2 separate regions of the Homo sapiens genome follow, and region 1 is linked to region 2. Evidence: chromatin contacts called from ENCODE Hi-C or POLR2A ChIA-PET data. All regions are on one chromosome and are shown on one strand. The core of a region is the stretch at or near the end of the contact, and the rest is flanking DNA. Distances in the headings are between cores, read along the strand shown.

Region 1 (4,919 bases), core at 2,096-4,595, 290 kb after region 2:
GGGGGTGGGGCAGAGTCTCATTCTGCCTCCCAGGCTGGAGTACAGTGGTACAATCTTGGCTCACTGCAACCTCCGCCTCCCCGGTTCAAGCGATTCTCATGCCTCAGCCTCCTGAGTAGCTGGGATTACAGGCATGCGCCACCACTCCCGGCTAGTATTTTGTATTTTTAGTAGAGATGGGGTTTCACCATGTTGGCCGGGCTGGTCTTGAACTCCTGGCCTTATGTAATCCATCCACCTTGGCCTCTCAAAGTATTGGGATTGCAGGCCACCGCACCCGGCCGAGCTTATACACTTTTAATAGCATCACCAAGACCTAAGATTGAACCTCTGACCCACAAGGGACGTGGCTTTTAGATATGTTCAAAATGGAAATGCTTCTATTTCTCCTCTTTTAACTCAGGCACTTTTTGGCTAGAAGTGAATGCATTCTATTCCCATGGCCCTTTGGTTTTGCACTCTGCTAAACATTTTACACACACCATCTCCTTCAGTTCTCAGAAGAAGCTTACAGGTAGGTTACTCTAAGATTTCCTTATTGCTACAAATAAGGACATTCACAGATGGAAGTGAATTCTCCTCTGCCTCGTCTTCCTTTTCCTTTGTCAACACCAGCACACCACCACCACCACCCATTTCCAAAGCCTTCAGGAAAAGCCTATAGGCACGTGGTACCCTACAATTTGAGCTGGGAGATGCAGCCCCCACTCTCCCTGACTACCAGAGAGCCTGAGTGCAATGTTCCTTCTTCTCTTTTGAAGCTATCTCCCCTCCTACTTTACTCTTAGCCCTTGTTGGAGGACCGTTGCTGCAGAATGTGGCACTGAGCTTTTGTCTGTTTCATCTTCTATTGTACAAGAATATGGCATCTGAGAGCTGAGAGGCTAGGGTTCATGACTGGCTTTGCCACTCACTGGCTGGGCAAGTTATTTAAATTATTTGAACCTTCACTTCTTCTACAAAATGGGAACATTATTTTCTACTCACAAAGTTGTGAGGCTTATGTGGCAAATGCAAAGTACCAAGCAGGTGTTTAATGCATAGTAAGTGCTCAGTAGCTGTTCTTCCTTGTTGCTAGGAGACACAATCACTGGAAGAAGACGCATTCCCCACAGGCTGCAGGGGTAAGGGTGGGTCTACTGTGGGGAGTCTATCGTAGGTGGCCCATATTTTTTGAAGAAAATAAAACTAACGATGTTTTCATGGCTGCTGGAATGCTTTTTCTGCATCTCTCTTCCTGAGTAGTCTTTGGCCCACCATTTTTTTTTCCCCTCTTACAATCACCTTTCAGCTGGAGATGACTAATCCTTAACCAGCTGTTCTGAGGCTGATTTCCAGTTCCATGAAACTCCTAGGTTCATTGTCAGGCTCTGAACTATCCAGATGAACCCATTCTTGAGGCAGAAGATCCTCCTGTGTGCTCCAAGGGACTCTCAGCCACATGGAGAAATGGCAAATACAAACAGTGACACCATGGCTCAACTCTATTTCTGGGTTTTCTTAATTGCCCCCTGGCTTATAAGAAAATAACATCAATTGCACACTAGCTAGTTGAATCTTTTCATTAGACAGATGAGAGAAAAAATGAGACTAACTAAAAATGTTCTTTTATGTTTGTCAGCAATTTAGGGCTGAAATCCATCATCCTGACAGCTATGAATAGCCTGTTTTCAAGGATGTCCACAGTGAAACCCAGCTAGCTGCTGGCCATTCACTTTACCAGCAGAGGCTACGCACTCAGCTTCCTATGCCACCCTGAGCTTCTGGGGACCCTTTCCTGAGAATCAAGGAAGTTTTAAGGGCATTGGGCTTTTGAAGTTGTCAAAACATGAAAACATTTATTTGGGCTTAGAAGTCTACACAGAGAACACTACAGTTATTTCTAGAAATAGAAGCCCTTGAAGTGAAGGTATTCCTCTTTGTGGTTTGGACTTTGATAATCAGGTTCTCTGAGTGACTCATAACTCACATAGTTAGTTAGGCCTTGGGTGTCAGCATTAGATTGGGAGGCCTGGTGAAACAGATGCTACCCACAAGATGGTGTTCTGTATGGCATGGGGGGAGGGCAGAATGATTTAGTGGAGACTGTGCTGCACCAGCGGGCAGAGCTGCCTCCCAGACCCCATTATCAAACACACCAGCATGTGACTTCATGAGAGTCACTCAGCAACACCAGGCCTCAGATTCCTCATCTTAAAAATGAAGGGCTTGGGGCCGGGCACAGTGGCTCACACCTGTAATCCCAGCACTTTGGGAGGCTGAGGCGGGTGGATCATGAGGTCAGGAGATCGAGACCATCCTGGCTAACATGGTGAAACCCTGTCTCTACTAAAAATACAAAAAATTAGCTGGGCGTGGTGGTGCATGACTGTAATCCCAGCTACTCGGGAAGCTGAGGCAGGAGAATCTCTTGAACCAGGGAGTTGGAGGTTGCAATGAGCCGAGATCGCGCCACTGCACTCCAGCCTGGCGACAGAGCGAGACTCCGTCTGAAAAAAAAAAAAAAAAAAAAAAAATGAAAGACTCGGACCAACTGCTTTCCAAGGTTTCTCCAAGCTCCCCAGACAACTTGAGATGACACAATTCAGAACAGGATGGGAGGACTCACGTGTTCTACAACTGCTGCTGTGTAGGAGTGTGGGCCCAAGTATTGTCAGAACTGACATTTTTGAAAGAGAATCCAGAAATATATTTTCATGTAAAATCTCCTGATTATTGGAATTGGCAACTAATTCAAGTTTTTAAGAACCTAAGCCAAAAAACTACACATTTGGGAAAACTGTAGCTAGCCAACAGGACATTTCTGTATATGAATTATAAATTTTCATCAGGTTCATCTCAATTAAAATATAAAACAAATGATCTCAATCCCATTTGGGATTTGCTGGGTTATTAGCGGTGTTATTGCTACCACTACTGAAGATAATAGACTAGCATTGGATTACTAAGGTAAATAATAATTTAGCAAATCAGGTATAACAGAAATGCAGAACGGCCAAATGCAACAAGAGTTGAATTATAATTGATAAATATTAGTAATAATATTGACAGTACTTTACCTGTTAACATTTTACATTACTTGAATCTCAAATACCTTTGGAAGCTTAGTGATTATGTTAACCGAAGTTTACATCAAGAGTTAAAAAAAAAAAAAAAAAAAAGAAAAGCAAAGGCAGGTGGGGTCTGCTCTGAGGCCAGGATGTCAAGTCCTATAAGGGGCCCCTGACTGTTACCTCACAGGTGCTGCAGAGGCCATCTGTGTCACCCGCACACCCAGCTGCCTTGGCCCATCAGAGAGTGTGTCACCACATCTAATCCACGCTGCATGCTGTCCCCAGCTCTCACTGCTCATCAGAACAGGCACGCAGTGATCCTCAGGCACCGAGCTGTGCATGGAATCATCTTTTCCAAGAGGGGGCAGTGGCCCCTTTGGTTCAAGGGAAAGTGAACACCCAAAAATCAGGAAGGAGGCTTTATAAATAGCTGTTTTTGTACTCTGAATGTGACTCTTGTGCCTGCTGTTCCTGCCAACAGATTTGTGTTGGCTCGATGTGTTTCAGCTTCAAGGCGCGAGGTATTCCCTGGCTTGTTTCCATACTTGGGACAAGACTGGTGTTCATGGCACTCAGAAAAATCTAGGGTGGTGAATGATGGGAAGACTGGAGGCCAGAGACCAGGAAGAGTGGGCAGAAAGATGGAGAACAGGAAAGGGGAGATCTCAAGAAGGGGCTCAGAAAAAAAAAGGCTGAGGAAGGAGGGAGAAACTTGAGTAGGATGTATTTTATTGTATAACTATGGAATCCTCTTAATAACCTCTGAAGACACTTCTTGAGTCATTTCCATGTGTGAGAAATTAACTGTAAAATCACAGATGACATACTGTTTGCAACTAAGAGGTCTTCAGGGTTCAGGGACTTATTATAGCCAGGGGATCACAGGTTCCAAAGAGTTCTTCCAAAGTGTAAATGGAGTCCAGGAGCTGCTGTCAATATGTCTTAATGTAAAATAGTATTTGTGCATTTAATCATAATAAAGACAGCATAGGCTAACTAGTGGGTTAAACTATAATTTTTTTGATGTGCAATGGAATTAAATCAGTTATATCAGTTACTGCTTGGTAACCAGAGACACGGATTGAATGGCAATTGAATCCTGAATAATCAAAATGGGGAAACAAATGATTACTTAGAAGAGCTTTATGGCTGAAAAAAGTCTTACTCAATATGGCACCCATGGTGGGAGGCAGTGGGAGAATGAATAAAAATAGTGCACTATTCCATAGTAAAAGGGTACATGTAAAATTACTACTCTATACCAGGGCTCCATGGTGGTTCTCTTCTAAGCCATGGCAGCCTTCTCACGGTACAGCTTAGGAAACCGAGATCAGTTCTTGGTGATGCAGCTGGGAGGTATGGAGCTGGAATACAAACCCCGTCTTCCAGCCCATACTCCTTACTGGTTTACTCTCCCTGGCTCCTGTTGCTATGCCCCAGAGGCACCTGAGAGAAATGGAAAAGTCAACCGAAGTCACCAGAGCTAGTGACTGCAAAGCTGTGAGTCATTCTCATTCATGCCTGTGAGCTGGGTTTACTCACATCTACCACATGCGCCACCGGTATGGCTGTAGGATCCCAGCTTGAGGTTGGCTGGGACCCTGACACTCTTTAGCAGAGTCCATGATCTGGGCCTCCCCATTGGTCTCCAGTCTCCACTCTTGTCCCAGAGTAACAAAGGGCCAAACCCATAAGCCTCATATTTAGAGCAGCCTCTGTACCCCTTCAAGGGTAATTCTGGGCCCCTAAGAATCTACTGCCTCTGAACAGTGACCCTTCTCTTCCATATAAGACAGTGTGTTTCTGCGGACCAAGGACACATTCTCCATTGATAGGATCTCCGAATTCTGTCTGGCACCTGACAGT
Region 2 (4,853 bases), core at 66-2,565:
AGAGAAAAGCAGAAACCTAGTGGAAAGCAAAGGCTAGCTTGAAGGACACTAAACCCTGTAAAACCCTATTGCATCTAACCATGGTGGGAGGCCCCCTAAAAAACTGAAAGCAACCAGATGGAGCTACAACAGAACAGCGAACTACACACAAATAAGAGTAGAGAGGGTGTCAGAGATCCTCCACAGCTTCTCCAGCTAAATGGAGATGAGCCAGGGCAAACTTATGGAAAACCAGGAATTAACCTAACTTACCTAGTTACTTAAGTACACATCAAAACCAGGCAGCTAAATCAGGAGCTCCTAACCTAGGGCCCAGGAAGCAAAAGAGTACAGAAACTACATACAAAAGCCAAAGTTTAGGTAAACATTGTGTACTCATAGCTTTCCCAACCAAAACTGGGATTGGCTGGCAGGTTAAGGGGGGATTTGTAATGAAAAATAGCAAAGGAATGGTAACCAGGATAACTAGGTCACCAACGAGCTAAAGACACATAATCAACAAAAGGGTATACTAAGTAATGAAACCAAGGAAAAGTTCTGCCAAGGCACCAAAACAGTAGATGAGGAAAGGACAGAACCTACTCCTAGTCAGTCTGATAGCTAGGTAAAATTATCAAGGCAACCTTTATTTTAGGTTATCAAACTTAGACAAAGTAAAGCCTGGTAAGCCTTTCTACTCCAGAGAGCAGAAATGGCAAGACTCAAAAGGAAGCAGTATTACAGTAAGTCACTATATGGCATGAATCAAAGGTGAAGCTTTCAGATAAAATCACAAGAGATTTCCTTGTGTGATACATCTTCAGAGTATTCTGGACATTCTTGAAAGGACAGTAGAGGATTATTCTAAATTACAGCTCAAAACACTTTAGAAGATAGTTTTGTGGTTTACAACATAATGGAGAAAATTTGGATGATCCTTTGATGCTCAGGGAAAACATTTATAATGTAACACAGAATAGACAAATTAAGGTTTGAGGTTTAACACAGAAGGAAAGGCTAACTCATCCAGTAAAATGAGTTCAGGTCTCTAGGCCCCAGACGACTCTAGAAACGTTCAAATGACTTCAAAGCCATTATAAAACATGGTGGGGTGACATGAAATGTGACAGCCTTTCCCCTCTACCTCCCTCCATGACTGACTGTAAAAAGATTAAAAGAAAAATATATGAACAGCTGCCTTTAACATCAAGAAATGGTTAAAGGATGTAGTGATGCTCTGGGGCTTCCAATTAACAACAATCCCTTGGAATTCCCTATCAAGTATTCTGAACGGACACTTCCCTTCTCTCCATGGACAAAGGAGGAAGTCTCAAAAATGAGGGTGTAGTTTTTGCTATTTTTACCACAGGCAAAAATTAACATAGGTGAGAATATAGAAATGGGGAACCCAAAAGTTGCTAAAAGCCTGTTTACTCCAACACTAGAAAGATTACCTCTATGGAAATGAAACAATTTTCTCCAGAAGTGAAAGCAGAATATGGGTGTTTCACAGTAACAGTTAAGACTACCAATAAAGTAACTGTAGTTAACAGAAATCAGTCAGCCCAGGAATCTGAGTATAAAGGAAGAATGGGTCAAGTCAAGATCCTCTTTAAGCTCCTGGCTTTAACAGAAAAACCTTTATTCTAAGCTAAGATGCTTCGGCAGCCTGTCCACTGAGGGAAGAGACAGTACTCCTAACCTAGAAAATAAGACTTAATGAAGTTTTCTCCTTAAAATCTAGCAGATCACAGATACAATATTTCTGAAATCACAGGAGTTTTCACTCAGCCTCCAAAACTAACGGACTATGCAGATATATTTTGTAAGCAATCATTTCTTGGGCCAGGAATAAGGGAAATACCAGAATGCAAAGGCTTCCTTTTCTATACTGACACTTGTTTGGGTAACACCTAAACGTCTCGATCCTTTATCAGGGATATTTTCTTAAAGAAGTTAAAGCTTTCTGAAGTTATTTTGGCCATTTAACTGGCTGGGAAATACATATGGCAAGGGAATAAAACTTGCCTACAAGAAATAAGACCTAAAATTAGCACCCAAATCAAAAGCATAATTAACTTTAAATCTCAATGCAGACAGGTAAAGCTATAAAAACCAGTTGGGGAAGTCCCTAAATCTAAGCATACTTCAAATTCCACTCTCAGGGCTGACATGGTCAACACATTAAAACCACACCAACAGACAGAACTGGACACCACTGCCTCAAAAAAAGGGACCATGAAACTAAAATTAGCATGAATAAAACCAAAATTTCCCTGAAAAAATGCTCAGGAAATCAATCAAGCTCTCACAGACTGGATCTCAGCCACATCCTAATACAAAACCTAAAGGGAATACATCAAGTAAAAATACAACACACTTAGCCTTCCAACAAAATAATCCACATCTCCCTATTCTGAGAACAGCAACCACCTTACAAAAACATATTTGAAAGGACTAACCATCCAATCCCTGTATTATTTTAAAAACTGAATGTGGTTTGTTAGATTTAAAATAGTGGCTCATAAACACTGCATCTCTTAAAACACTGTTTATCATACTAGTTAAGTCTGACTTACTTGACTTAGTCAACCTCAGAAGTTACATGCTTCCTACTCATTTTTTTCCCTTGGCAAAGGTTATCTTCCTGAAACACTGTCATCCCCTTCCTTGTTTTGACTCCCCTTAGCATTAATCAGACCTCTGATTAAGGCAGTCTTTCACACACTGCCTGTTCTCAGGAACAGAAGCCGGCCTCCTCCTCATCTTCCCTATGGCCCGAGGAGGAGACACATTAGGACCCACAGATGCTTTGGTCAAGGGGGAAAACAAAAACAAATGGACACAATGGTCCACTAGCAACGTTTTCTCACCTTAAGTCTATCCAGCTTGGGTCATAACCAGATTCCAAATTGCTTTCTTTCCTTTAGTGGGCTGGGGGTTAAGAGGTCTTTTCCTCTTTTGCACCCCAAGGACCTGTCAGGTTTCTTGATAAAAGAATCCATGGGCTTGGAATTAAAATGTAATATTCATTCACACATTTACCTCAGTTTCCTGCCTGCTCTTTGAGTAATTTGGAACATAAAATAACATTTATCATCATTAGTTTATCTATGGCAAGAAATTTGACAAAGGAATGCAAAACTTCTTAAGAGAAAATTTTCTTCTGCTTGCAAGATATAGAAATAAACAGGCCTGAAAGCATCAGAAAATGGATTCTCCAAGAAATGCCATTTAAGTCACTTTCTCCAAGAGCATGAAGACCTGACAACTCTCAGAGAAAGTTTATTTCAGGAAGACATGTGTGACATGATACCCTTGGCATTCTCAACTGGGTAGAAAACCGCTGGCTGACTACTACTGGGTATTATTTTTGATATGTGTACTTGTCTCATTCAACTGAAAGTAACATTACACCAATCACTTGACCCTTCTACTCAGCTAAAACAAAACACACAGAAAAGAAGGGACAGCTTTTGGGTTGAATTTCTCAATAAGTGCAAGGGATACCAGGTAACCAGAATAAAGCTACTTTGTAACCGTTACCTCTAACATTACAATAGCTAAATGTTGATAGCAAAAAAGGAGAAATAGGAATGAAAGCATCTGCCATTACTGCAATTTGTATTAGCTATCCTGTTCACTTGTGTGACCCACCTCTTCTAAGGGGAAGCTACGGTATTTTATCAGTAATCCTAGTCAATCAGCTGAAATAGGCATTAAACAGAAACAGAATTTGAAAAACCATCCCTGTGTATTTAGCAAATATGCATCTTAAATTTAGGGCCCAAATGCTCACAGATTTCCACTAGTGCCATATGGAAAAAACTAACACACTAATGCCAAAGGGAACTATTTTGTTCAATGCTTTGTTTGGATTTTGGGGGTTTGGTTCCATAACCATCCTGGTGACATTCCTTTGAAAATGGTTTAACAGAAAATATTCTACTATACATTGCTCAGTACTGAAGGAAAGGGGACAGTGCAATCTAAGAGTCCAGGGAGGTGGCAAAGACCACCAGTTCCAACCCTGGAGGTATTCGCTCATGCCCCAGGACCAGCAACATTAGACAGGTAAAGTTTATCTAGAGAGGACAACATGAAGCCCACTGTTACCCATGCTGGAGAGCTCACTGCTGCCTGGTGCTTGACTACTAAATATTTTTTAAAAATTGCATTTCAATCATTTAACTAAGCAGTTAAAATCAGAATTACCTAATTTAAACGTTTCCCCTGGAAGGCACTTCTTTACCCTGTATATATTTTCCTCTATTAAACAAATAATGCATGCATGTTTAGCAAAATATACAGGGACACATAAACAGACTAGTAATTACTTAGCGTAGTGCTTTCTGATTCCAGATTACTTCTTATCTTAACTTCATTTTTATTTCTTTTCTTCATTCTTCCGTTTCAAATTCTGACTTCTTTCATCTTCCCCACTTCACACAAATTGCTCAATATTCTACAAGTGGGACTTCTGGTCTGATAATTAGCATGCATTCTTTCTTTTATTTTTTCAAATTTCAGCTTCACTTATTCCTGAGCTTCAAATACTCATTTATAAAACTTGTCAAATGACGACTTCCGCATTTTCCTTCTTCAACATTAACCTTAATAGAAAAAGAACAGGATGAAGAATATTTTAAAACTCCAGGATAAAATCCAGTGCCAAAACTGAAACTAGAAAAAAAAAATCCCTTTGTTGATTTGGATTAAAAAAAAAAAAAAAGAAACTAGAATATGCAGCTCAAAAAACTGAAAACTACATAGTTTTCTGCTGGTTCTAGAATATATGGTAATCTCATTTCTCTACTCCAAATAGACTTATCATGCTTAAGTTGAATGTGAAGTGCGCCACTGAACATTTACTG

What was found. A loop is a pair of places that touch in the nucleus more often than their neighbours do. ChIA-PET counts read pairs that join two places held with the same protein, here RNA polymerase II (POLR2A). Pooled maps may share reads with other maps.
Region 1: POLR2A ChIA-PET joins it to region 2 with 11 read pairs in activated CD4-positive, alpha-beta T cell. The contact joins two enhancer-like sites. A Hi-C loop is called at or near these places in 1 of 168 maps with a recorded cell type or tissue (gastrocnemius medialis) and 2 of 50 pooled maps. POLR2A ChIA-PET finds 5 or more read pairs at or near these places in 5 of 52 experiments (A673, GM12878, activated CD4-positive, alpha-beta T cell and 2 more).

What each region holds. Positions count from the first base shown.
Region 1 is chr3:186,216,011-186,220,929 of GRCh38, forward strand. The region is part of intron 20 of DGKG (diacylglycerol kinase gamma); the gene reads right to left. Among named protein-coding and RNA genes, the nearest start is that of ETV5, 110 kb to the left of the region's middle. RefSeq lists enhancers at 1-112, 4,648-4,717. Within about 2 kb of position 3,346, at least 7 of the 41 ENCODE cell types and tissues checked have a DNase peak (open chromatin) inside an H3K27ac peak, as active enhancers do.
Region 2 is chr3:185,927,261-185,932,113 of GRCh38, forward strand. The region is part of intron 1 of TRA2B (transformer 2 beta homolog); the gene reads right to left. Among named protein-coding and RNA genes, the nearest start is that of TRA2B, 8.3 kb to the right of the region's middle. Within about 2 kb of position 1,316, at least 3 of the 41 ENCODE cell types and tissues checked have a DNase peak (open chromatin) inside an H3K27ac peak, as active enhancers do.